Regions from separate parts of the Mus musculus genome. Here region 1 is linked to region 2. The links are chromatin contacts, found by Hi-C or POLR2A ChIA-PET in ENCODE. All regions are on one chromosome and are shown on one strand. Each heading gives the region's core, a stretch centred on a gene start or an enhancer-like site at or near the end of the contact. The rest is flanking DNA. Distances are from core to core; before and after follow the strand shown. Region 1 holds the start of Hira (histone cell cycle regulator). Region 2 holds the start of 2510002D24Rik (RIKEN cDNA 2510002D24 gene).

Region 1 (5,865 bases), core at 842-3,341, 40 kb after region 2:
ATTTACTTTTAGGAACACACTTCCCAGGCTAAATGTGGCATTAGGAATAATCAAATTTGAAGCTGGAGAGATGACTTAGGAGTTACAAGGAGTGCTTGCAGATCTTAAACACTGGAGTTTGGTTCCCAGAACCCACATCAGGGGCTCACAACTGTTTGTAACTAGGAGAGCTATAACCCCTGACTGGCTTTGGGCACCCCAAACACATGTGTATACATATGTCAGGAACATAAACATTAAAAAAAAAAAACCCTTAAAGCAAACCTTTTAGCAATAAACTAAATAAAGCCCCAAGAAAGCATCCAAAGTTCCTAGAGTAACTATTATTAGTCTTTGAACCTTTCTCCCACTCAGTGAATCAGAATGAGCAGGGAAGAGCAAGGCCTATGGAAATACAGAAGTTAAGATATGCCCTTTGAAACACATAAGACTCCTTAAATCTAGCTGCTACTTATTTAAACTACTCAAGTAGCAATACATATATGCTATGCTATCATAGTACAGAGCTCCTTCAAAGGACAGAGGCATCCACTTAAATTTAACTATTAGTTCCACAGACTGAAATCTGCTTGCTAACCCAAGGTTGGGCACTCTTGCTTTGTTTTGGTCATATGCATACACGTGTTTCTCATACCCCAAGAGCTAAGGGTTATGCTGGATTTTACCTCATGGGGATGAGATCCCAGAAGGCCAGTAAGGAAGCTCTCTGGTGGGTGTGTCTGACGTGTGCCTGGCAGGTTCCAGGGATCCTGAAGGAGAGAAGGGTATGTATAAAGATCTGGGGAAAGAGAAGGCACATACACATAACTATAGGTCTTCCTAAAACCCGGAGGATGTTTGTAAGTATCTATTTTGTATTTTTTTCAGACAAAAGTCTCCCTAATTCGGGCTATCTTGCAACTTGAGACAATTTTCTTGCCTCAGCTGCTCCACCATGTCTAGTTCATTTGTATTAGGCCAGCAAGGTCAAAGTGAGGAATTTACAGAACTCTGTTTCTCACTGGGGCAGAGCCTTTACTTGCTCTGGCAGGATCTTCTTCTTCTTCTCCTTCTTCTTCCGTCTCTCTGTTTCTTTCTGTCTCTCTCTCTCTCCCCTTCTCTGTCCCCTCTCTTTCTCTGCCTCTACTCTCTTCTCAATTCCCCTTCCCATACCCACAAATAAACTCTATTCTATACTAGACCTGTCTAGTATATGACTGGTACCTCGAGGAAGGAAGGAGGGATGCTTCAGTGTGGACCACTGAGTAAAGTACCCCCTCCCACTGTACTATACGTCCCTTCTATAAAACATATCCTTGGATTTTTAAAAACACATTGCTCTTCTTCCTTTTTTTTTTTTTTTTTTTTTTTTTGGGTTTTTTTGAGACAGAGTTTCTCTGTAAAGCCCTGGCTGTCCTGGAACTCCCTTTGTAGACTGGGCTGACCTCGAACTCAGAAATCCGCCTGCCTTTGCCTCCCAAGTGCTGGGTTTAAAGGCGTGCTCCACCACGCCCGGCGTCTTTTTCTTCTTTTTAAAAATGGGGTGTAATATAGCCAGGTTTGTATGCAGCTGTTACGACCTTGACTTTCTGACCTAGCCTCCACCTCCATAGTGCTGGGGTTGCAGGAGTAGGCCACCACTTAAGCACGACTTAGGCTTCACACTTGTTAGGCAAATAGCCTGTTAAGTGAGTACACTTCCAGTTCGGATTTTCATCCGCAACAGATGCGGTAGGCTCATGCCCAGAAATAATCTGCGAGCACTAGCGAGCAGCTACGGGGCAAAGCCCGCGCACGCGCCCTGGGTATTCTGCCACCCGCGGCTACACTCACCAGCTCCGAGGCCGCAGAGCCCGCGCAGCACACAGCATCACCCCGGTAGCCATAGTTTTTCACGCCACCCGCTGGCGGGCAGCTTCCGGGAGCACGCCCCTGGGCGGTCCGACCTGAGGTACCCGGTCGGGTCTGGCAGGCCTCGGCCCGGAACTCGCGGGTCTGGGATTCCGAGAGGCGGGCCCGCAGCTGGCCCCGCCCCCGACGCAGCCCCGCCCCGGGCAAGCAACGGTGGCTTCGCCGCGCCCTTTTGCGGGCGTCCCGCCTTCTGTGGATGCTGCGGTGTTTTCCTGCTCTCTGCTCCGCCTGGCCTATGTGTTTACATCTATGAAAACGCCCCGCTCTTCTAATAAATGCGCCCGTCTGGCCCCCTATCCTTCACCAGCCTAGTTCTTTTATGCATGCAATCGAGCTCAGGGCCCGCTGCCGTCTGCCGCTAGATGCATGCTGGCGCCCGCCCGGCTGGCGCTCGCGAGATGCCCAATAGCGCGAATTGATGGATGGCGGAAGCTAGTTACTAAGCTGGACTCGGAGCCGCGGAGGTAGAACTAGAGATCTGCACACCACCCTGGTTCTGCATCGCCGGGCGGGATCTCAAGGCTTTGCCAGCCTGCTCACACCGACCCTCATCGGCGACCACATCAGTGGCAGCGGAGTATCCCCGTCCTCCCCCCCCTGTCTACCGAAGAACCGAGGCGGCCCGGTCCGCGTAGGGAGCGGTTTCCCGCCGGGGCGATTTGGCAGGTGCGCGCCGTGACTTCCGGCGTTGCCCGGGAGCCGCCGGAGGAGGAGCGGCGCAGGGGATGCGGCTGTGGCGGCGGCGGCGGCGGCCGAGCGCAGGAGGCGGCTGTGGCGGCGGCTGGGGGCACGGGCCGGCGATGGCGCGGCGGCGCTGAGGGCAAGGGTGGGCGGCGGCCGGAGGGCGGGCGGCGCGGGAGGAAGCTGCGGCAGCTCCATGGCCCAGGCGTGCTGAGGGACACGGCTCTGGCTTCAGCCCGGCAGCGGCCGAACAATGAAGCTCTTGAAGCCAACCTGGGTCAACCACAATGGTGAGTGCACGCAGGAGTCGTGGGCGGCCGAACCTGCATCGGGGTGGGGTCTGGGATTGGCTTGCGGCGGTGCTCAAGTCCTGCCCACCTTGTCCAGACGCTGGTGCCGGGTGCTGGAGCTGCAGAACGGGCAGGAGCAGACTTTGTCCCCGGCTCTGGGACACCGGCGAGCCCGGGCACGTGCTTCGGGCTGGTTGCAGCGAAGTCCGCCTTTGCCTCAGGCAATGGCGCTGTGTCCTGCGCCGCCCACCCTTAATCTGGGATGCCTGGCTCTGGTGAGCCGGCTTGGGTACCGACCTGGTGCTGCCATCCGGCTTCACCATCCAGTATGTGCTCAGATGGTTGTGAGTATGAAACTGGGGCGACATCCCCCTTGTGGCCTTTCAGCGGCTCGGTGAATCTGCATGAGATACTTACTGGCTGTATTGCCCTTTCTGAGGCCTGGAGTTTGTGACAGTGCCCCCACTCGGGCTATTGCGATCCTGGAATGGGAAGGGCCTGGGCTCAGGTCCTACGGAGGACCACGAAAGAACCACGTTTAATGTAAGGATTGGGGCTTCAGATGACTAAGATTGGGGCCAGTGGTGCACAGGAGACAAGCGACTTTGGATCCGTGATAGTGACTTCAAATAGCAGATTCCTACACCCTGGTGGAGAAAGCAGCCGGTGGCATCCAGTTTTGTCGAGAACTACTGCAGGAGGTTGTTTGCTCTCTGCCGAGCGAGTGAGGAAGAGCTAGAGCCTTTCCCCCCAGCTAGTACTTGAGTCTCTGGAAGGACCCGAAGGAAGCACGAGGAAGCAGCCAAGCTCTGCTGAAAGAGGAAGGGTCTTTCCTCCTTTCTACTTTGTATTGCATCTAGAGGGAGCTACAGTTGTGTGTGTGTTTTTGTGTGTGTGTGCGCGCGCCCGCGTAAAAGAAGGCAAGTAGATGCATTTTTCTCTTTTTAAAAATCCACGTGGCCAAATTTAAAAAAAAATTGGTCCTGGGTGCTTTTTATTCACAGCCGAACTTTTTTTTTTTTTTTTTTTTTTTTTTTGGAGGGGGAGGGGGCGTTCACAAGGAAGATCGTAGACGTAGACTGGGTACGACATGCTCTCTACATTAAACAGTATGATTCTGAAGTTCAGCTAAGAACAGATTTTAAAGTTTGGAGCCTAGTCCGAGCAGTGGTGGAGCACACCTTTAATCCCAGCACTCAGGAGGCAGAGGCAGGCGGATCTCTGAGTTCAAGGCCAGCCTGGTTTACAGAGTGAGTTCCAGGACAGCCCGGGCTACACAGAGAAACCCAGTCTCGAAAACACACACACACACACACACACACACACACACACACAAGTTTGGAGGCAAGAAGGTTCAAAGTTCATTTGAAATCTAGGTGATGGGGAGGGGAAAGAATATGATAGAACCATACTGTATGAAAAAATTTTTTTTGTTTTTGTTTTTTTGTTTTTTGTTTTTTTTTGAGCCAGGGTTTCTCTGTATAGCCCTGGCTGTCCTGGAACTCACTCTGTAGACCAGGCTGGCCTCGAACTCAGAGATCAACCTGCCTCTGCCTCCCAAGTCCTAGGATTAAAGGCATGCACCACCACCACCTGGCATGAAAATTTTTTTAAGTAAAAAAATCTAAGTGATGATTATTCATGATAAAAGATGTTGAGACTTAAGCAAACTTCTCTTTTTTTTTTTTTTAATTTAAAGGCACCCTCTTTCTCTATATTGCCTTTACCTTGGAGATGGTGTTATTACATGTCACTGCCAAGCATGCCTTTAAAGATGATGGTAATGAGAGGTGGGGAGTGGCTTCCTAGCCAGGTCCTGAAGAGTAGTAGCTGGTAGAGTCAAGTTTCCTTTGGATGAATAAATAGAAGCCCTACTGCACTGGAGGGGATCGTACTTCCTGGCTTTCTCACTCAGCATTTCCTGTCTCCTTATATATACAGCATGAACTCTTGGGGTCTGAGAGTTCAGAGAGGGGAGGAAAAGAGAACAAGGCAAGGTAGGCAACTAGAAGAGTTAAAAGCAGAAAGAGAGGTGTTTGTTGGTCTTCAGATTTTGGCCCAGTACTAGAGAAACCTCTCAGAAAGGATATCTCAGCCCCAGCATGATTGCCATTTTTAGTCACAACTGTTTTAGGGGCTGTCCTGTGTATTGTGTGATCTTTACTTAGATGTCAGCAGTATCTACCACCATAACTGTCCATTTACCTCTACCAAAAATATCTGGATATTGCTGATGCTCATTGATAGGCCATATCATCTCCAGCTGAAATGTTCTGGTTATCAGCATTTTTGTTTGTTTGTTTTTTTTCGAGATAGGGTTTCTCTGCATAGTCCTGGCTGTCCTGGACCTCACTCTGTAGACCAAGCTGGCCTTGAACTCAGAAATCCACCTGCCTCTGCCTCCCAAGTGCTGGGATTAAAGGTGTGTGCCACCATGCCTGGTCTATAAGATGCAATCTTATTGACTATATTTTACTTATTTATTTTTTGAGACAAGATCTCACTGTCTAGCCCTGGTTTTCTTGGAACTCTCCCAGTAGACCATGCTGGCCTAGAACTCACAGAGATCCTCCTGCCTCTGTCTTTCAGTTGCAGAGATTAAAGGCATGCACCATCATACCTGGCCATACACATTTACTTTAATCATGGCCAAAATAAGTTTCACTGCTAAGTAAGCTTATATCCTGGGCTCTAGTTATGGTGGCATACACCTATAGTTATGGTACTTGGGGCAGGCTGAGGCAGAAAGATTGAACTACAAAGGGCTTATCTCCAAGTGTAGATGAGTCTCTGCAGAGAATGTTAATAACAGAGATGGTGTTCTTGGACAGTCAGGATCAAAAAGCTCAAGCATTCCATTTGGAGACATAGTGTATGCTGCATAAGGTAAGCTGAGGAAGGAGAGGAAGAGAATGTGGCTGAGGGATGCATGGAATCTTGAACACCTTGTGGGGACTTGAACTTTCCTTTTTGGGTTTTGGGAGGGGTGCATTGAAGTTTCTGA
Region 2 (6,161 bases), core at 2,736-5,235:
AGTCTGGGCTCTCGGTCAAGAAAATGGCAAGTCCTAGCTTGAGATATACGTTCAAACAGACGAAATTGGTCAAGTCTTGTGCTCAGATGGATGGAAGAGAGAGAAGTAGGACAGACAGAAGGCTGTGTGGCAGAGGCCTGCATTCTAGAGCTCACATAGGCTCTGCACTTCGGCGCTTGGCACAGAAGCATGGAATGACCTCAGGGTGCAGCAGGTGTGACGATGTGTTTTAGAAGCTGCGACTATCTTAGGAAACCAAGAGGTAACGTCGCAGATACTGAGCAGTTAAAAGCATGTCGGGTAAAACCTACTGTTTTTGTAGTGTTAAAGAAACAAATCTGCTCATGAAAGAATTGATTGTGAGTGTTCCTAACGCTGATCGGAATATACAAAGGGTTTTGTTTGTTTGTTTGTTTGTTTGTTTTTAAGTGCATCTTTTAAGCTAGGAATTCCCTTCTAGAAATAAAAAAAGACAAAACAAAACAAAATCAGAGCTGTGTGCAGACAGTGAGCCACTAACCTCTGCAGTGCCAACCAGGAAGTAAGAGAATTTAGATTAGAAACTCACAGGTTTGAGATTTAGGAGTTAAGTAAACACGTGCAGAAAAGTGAGTGGAAACACTCCTATTTTGGGTTGTTGCAGTTGAGAGTGACTTTTTTCCTTGGAGCATTGTGCTTACTTTTGAATCAGTTGCTGTGGGGCTGGAGCCTTGGCAAAGCTCTGAGAGCACTGACATCTTCTGAGAGTACTGACATGGTGGCTCAAAATCCTCTGCAACTTCAGTCCTAGGGGCAATCTGGGGCCCCCTTCTGCATATTTTACACAGATGTATGCTGACAAAACACCTGTACACGCAAAAATTTAGAAATACAAAGCGATTATTGTGTAAAAGGTTCCCAAGCTATCATGGTTCAATTTAGGATTTTCAACTTTCTAGTGATATGATAGTGATAGATGTTCAATAGAAATTGTGCTTAGAGTTTTGAATTTTGGTTATTTCCTAGGCTAATGGGTAGTGGGATCCTTTCTGAGTGTTAGATGGCAGCACGGAGCCACAGGCTCCCTTCCCTCATATGGTCACAAGGGGGAGACTACCAGAACACTGCCGTGTGGTTTGTAATTGAGTTGGGGTATTTGGAAGGGAGGTGTATGAAATGTCTTTCCAACTTAATGATAACTTCAGCTGAAAATGGCTTCTTAAGACATAACTGCCTCCATAAGTTGTGGAGAGGTTGTACAGTAAATCTAAACACAAAGGTGGTGGTGGACTCACACAGCTATCATCTGTGGGGTTCTCAATGCCATAAATGCAGGGACATTTGATGCTTATTTTATTTATGTGTGTGTGTTTGCCCTGTGTGTGCAGGTGCCCTGGCAGCCCCGAAGAGGGAGTCAGATCCCTTGGAGTTGGAGGCAATTGTGAGCTGCCCAGCATGGGTGCTGGAGACTGAACTGGGTCCTCTGAAAGAGCAGCACACACTTTTAACCCCTGAGGCATCTCTTCAGCCCCCCCCAGGGCACTTCTTATTATGATTAATGAAGTGGGGAAAGTAGATGGATGGCACACAAGTCCATGGAATAAAGTGGTTATTGTAAACTTTGAGGAGTTTCTGAAAATAATATCCTATTTTCATACCTAGGATGAAGCTGGAGGCAGATTCATTGCTTTCTCTGGAGAAGGACAGTCACTGCGTAAGAAGGGAAGAAAGCCCTAAGTCTAAAACTGTTGGCTGACTGGAAAATAAAAGATCCGATTGCACCTGGCTTACAGTTACTGGCTCTGACAAGTTCAGAGATACTCTGTTATTTATGGTTTGTTTAAAGTTACCTGAGAACTATCAAGCTTGTCCTGGATACAAAGCAGCAGAACTTGGAGGTTGTGTGCTTGATCTGGGGGAGAGAGCGCTGGGGTCCTCTAGGTGGTGGCCTCCTCCACTCCCTAACTCCAGCTTCAGGGCCCTCACAGCCTCAGCAGAGCAGCTCCCGATTCCTGACTCACTCTTCTTCCCCATGTCTGTTCATGGTGCAGTGTCTTTAGCCCATCATGGCTACTCAGGCCAGCACTTGAGTACCAGACAAAGATGGCCTCTGTTTTTATTTACAGTGACTCAGAAGGGATCTCATCCAGATGAAAGCGCTCTCATTTTAATCTGCTCGCTCTCAGTGAATTCCATGATGAAGCCAGATATGAAAGGCAGAATGAATACATGCTTGAGTAACGTGCCCCCGTTACATTTATTTTTTATTATTATTTTTATTTATTTTTGTGGCTTTTCAAGACAGAGTTCCCTGGCTGTCCTGGAACTCACTTTGTAGACTAGGCTGGCCTTGAACTCAAAAATCCACCTGCCTCTGCCTCCCAAGTGCTGGGATTAAAGGTGTGCGCCACCACTGCCCGCCCTCCGCTACATTTATTACCCAAGGTTCTGATGGTTTGTCTGTTTTTCAAGTGCTAGGATTGAACCAGAACCTCGTGAATATTAAGCATGCCACACACTCTGCCACTGAGGCTCCCCCATACCCCATTTTCTTACTGTTTTATTGTCTTCAGATCTGCACTTTGTATGATGTAAGGTCTTTTGACATGCTGATCCAGCTATTTAAAATTTGTTCCCTGAGAATAATTCTTATTGAAGAATTAAATAAACTGATTAAAACTCGCCTCTAGTTTGATATGGTATGTTGTAGATTGGTGGTATGGGCCACTAGCCAGAAGTCATAGGAAGGCCCCCTTGCAGCAGCACCCTACTTCATCCTGTCGTTAGAGACTATTTCCGAGACTTGTGGAGGCTGTAGGGATGGATGTCACTCCCTGATGCTTGGAGTGGAGCTGGTCAGGCCTAGCAAGGTCCTCATGGAGGGTGCACTTTCCCTCTATGTTTGTAGTTCCAGAGTGTGTCCATTTGCTCTTAGAAATATCCATAAACTTAATTGGCTCCTAACTCTGGCACATACATCATTACTGGCCAAATGTGGCTCTGGAAGGCATAAATGCTGTGGTAACCTGCCCGACCTGTCCTATGGGGCTGTCTCAGTTTCCCTAGCAGTAAGACAGCTTTCATTTGTAGGATTCTGTTAGCTAACTTGGTCAGGCTGGAAAGAGCTCAGTTAAGCACTTGTTCGTGCAGAGGATCCAGGTTTGCTTCCCAGCACTCACATGGTGGCTCATAGCCTGTAATTATAACTGTAACTCCAGTTCCAGATGATCTAAGTATATGTGTTGCACATACATAGTTATACACACAAGTGCACTAATAAAAATGTGACTGCATGTGTAGATAAGAGTACAGTGCTCAGGAGTCCCTTCTGTCGCCTAGAAGGATCAAACTAGGAGGGATCAAACTCGGGTCCTTGGTTCTGTTCACAAGTTTCTCTACAGCTGAGTCATCTCACCTTATGATCTCCAGTTAGGTTTTTTTTTTTTTTTTTAAATTGTTTTTGTTGTTGGGTTTGTTTCCTTTTTGAGACAGGGTCTCACTAATATATATATATATATATATATATATATATATATATATTCCTTTCTGGTCTAGAACTGACTCACTGAGATGTCCCTGCTCTTGTTTCCTGAATGCTGGGATTAAAGGTGTGCAACCCTGAGCCTGTCACTTCTAGGAGAACTTCTTTCACCCTTAGTCATCCTGCACTGCCTTCCTCCTCTCCATACACCAAATCAAGCTCACCTACACTCTGTGTATGCTCAGGCTACATACCTGCAATTTCAGTCCGCCAGGTGGGTTACTCAAGAGTTCAAGAGTCTGTACTTCAAAAACTGAACCACATACGGATTTGAAAAATAAAAAACTGGGAGAACTGACCAGAACTCCTGTTTTTTCCGAATGCTAATTAATACCTTATGTGACTTTGAAGCCAAGCCATCGGCTAGACACCAGGTAGTGTGGCCTCTGACTATCAGCCACTCAGTGCAGACGTCCTGTTTAGTGCGCGTTTGCTTGGAGCTCATTGGTTCATGTCCCTGTCAGTCACACGGGGCCTGGACATGGCGGTCGCAGGGAGCTGGCAGGTGAGTGTGCTTGGCTCCTGGGCTCCTGGGCTGGGTGGGATCAGGCCCTGGGGGCTGCCCGCGCTCTCCGCTGTCTCTCCCCGCAGCCTCCCCGGCCGTGCGAGGTCTACCGCGCCGAGTGGGAGCTCTGCCGCAGCGTCGGGCACGTCCTACACCACTACTACGTCCACGGCAAGCGGCCGGATTGCAGGCAGTGGCTCCGCGACCTGACTAACTGCCGCGAGTGGGAGGAGAGCCGCAGCGCCGAGGCCCAGGTGCGGGCTGGGTGTGGATGTATGCGCAGATCCTTGGGGCAACTCTCTCGTGTTTCTCTCCTGAGTACCAAACTGCGTTATCAACGAGACTTTAGACAGCCTCAGTTACGGGGTGGGGCGGCGCGGGGAGGGGGGCGCAGAAGGAAGGGAAGTATAGAGAGGCTTGGAGAGAGTAACCTTATAGCGTTAGAGTCATCAGCTTGACAGCAAGCTTGCCTTCACCCAGCCCTTGGGGATAGGACGGAGGAAGAGAAAAGCCAACGTGTCTGGAGCACGAGGGTGGGCTATAGAGGGCATAAGAATGAGTCCAAGAGCACCTAAAAATGTTCCAGTACTTGTGAATTGAGTTATCTTTGGCAGGTCAGTCTGGACCTGAGAGTGTGAAGGGTACTGTAGAGGACAGAGACAAGTATGGAGGCTGTTGCTGGACCTTTTCGAGGGAGATGTGAAGAAACCTCTACTTACTCTAGATAGCCATGTAGACATGGCGAAAGTAAAAAACATGGCGGAAAGCAAAAGACTGGAAACTTAACTGTCTGTAACTATATGTCAGCTATCATAAATTAGTGTAAGAAACAAAGATGTTTCTGAATAGAGAAATGGCCAGGGTCATGGAGAAGCAATTCACCGGGAAACTCAGAACACAGAAGCAATTATTTCTTTATTTTATTTTTATTTTTTTTTATTTATTTTTTTTTGTTGTTGTGATTGAGACAGGGTTTTTCTGTATAGCCCTGGCTGTCCTGGAACTCACTGTAGACCAGGCTGGTTTTGAACTCAGAGTTCCGTCTGCCTCTGCCTCCTGAATTCTGGGATTAAAAGCGTGTGCCACAACCACTAGGCTTCTATATAGTTTTTAAAGTACTTTTATTCTTATTTTATGTGTGTTTTTCCTGCATATTTATCTGTACCATGTGAATCTACTGCCTGAGGGTCCTCTGGAACTGTAGTTTCAGATGGTTGTAAGCTGATGTTTGAGTGCTGGGAACCGAATCCCAGTCCTCTGGAAAGCAGCCTCTAACTGCTGAGGGATCTCTCTAGTCCTTACAAGCCTTTTTAAAAAGTCTTTGTGTGTGCGAGTGCGTGGCATGCGTGTGTATATATGTGCACACATTGCATGTAGAGAGACCCTCTGTTGACATTAGGCATCTTCCTCAGTCACTTCCCACCTTATATACTGAGGCAGGATCTCTCTGAACTTGGACGTCTCCATCTCCTGAGTGCTGGGACTACAGGCATTCACCCACATACTAGGCCCCTATTTGCTTCTTTGTTTTGTTTTGTTTTGTTTTGTTTCGAGACAGGGTTTCTCTATATAGCCCTGGCTGTCCTGGAACTCACTCTGTAGACCAGGCTGGCCTGGAACTCAGAAATCCTCCTGCCTCTGCCTCCCAAGTGCTGGGATTAAAGGCGTGTGCCACCACTGCCCGGCTCCTATTTGCTTATTAAGTAATAATGATCATGTGATCATGTTAGAGATGGGGTCTGGCTGTATAGCCCAGGCTGGTTTGGAACTTCAGATCCTTTTGGCTTTGTCTGCCAACTGTTGGGAATACTACCGCTCCCAGTTTAAGAATGTTTGTAAAGAGGCCTACATAGCACCTGACACTTTGCCAGGATCAGCCCTGTCATAATACACTGTCTAGTGTCTGTTGGCAGTGGCTGAAAGAAGCTGGCAGGATGGGGGGCACCTTTTACACATACCCTGTGCAGAGTCCAACAGTAATTTTAGACGCTCTCCCTCTCTTCCCCACCCAGTGTCCTCACTCCCAGGCTAGGCGGGTAACTAGCTCCACACTCTCCAGGTCTGCTGTTGCTGAGGCTTAGCGGGTTTTGCATGGCTGAAGGCAGAGACTGAACATAGTTGTGCATGCTTATAATT

What was found. Hi-C counts contacts between places; a loop is a spot of excess contacts on that map. ChIA-PET counts read pairs that join two places held with the same protein, here RNA polymerase II (POLR2A).
Region 1: a map of heart shows a loop between it and region 2 (5-fold over the local background). The contact joins the promoter of Hira here to the promoter of 2510002D24Rik in region 2. A Hi-C loop is called at or near these places in 3 of 37 maps with a recorded cell type or tissue (heart and left cerebral cortex). POLR2A ChIA-PET finds 5 or more read pairs at or near these places in 5 of 5 experiments (Patski and embryonic stem cell).

What each region holds. Positions count from the first base shown.
Region 1 is chr16:18,874,659-18,880,523 of GRCm38, forward strand. It overlaps Hira (histone cell cycle regulator), which reads left to right and starts at 2,092. Exons shown (of 25, transcript NM_010435.2): 1 at 2,092-2,861. The coding sequence starts at 2,825. It overlaps Mrpl40 (mitochondrial ribosomal protein L40), which reads right to left and starts at 1,979. Exons shown (of 4, transcript NM_010922.2): 1 at 1,813-1,979; 2 at 666-749. The coding sequence starts at 1,865.
Region 2 is chr16:18,832,595-18,838,755 of GRCm38, forward strand. It overlaps 2510002D24Rik (RIKEN cDNA 2510002D24 gene), which reads left to right and starts at 3,986. Exons shown (of 3, transcript NM_001033164.2): 1 at 3,986-4,025; 2 at 4,112-4,279. The coding sequence starts at 4,002. It overlaps Ufd1 (ubiquitin recognition factor in ER-associated degradation 1), which reads left to right. Exons shown (of 12, transcript NM_011672.4): 12 at 1,642-2,667. The coding sequence ends at 1,716.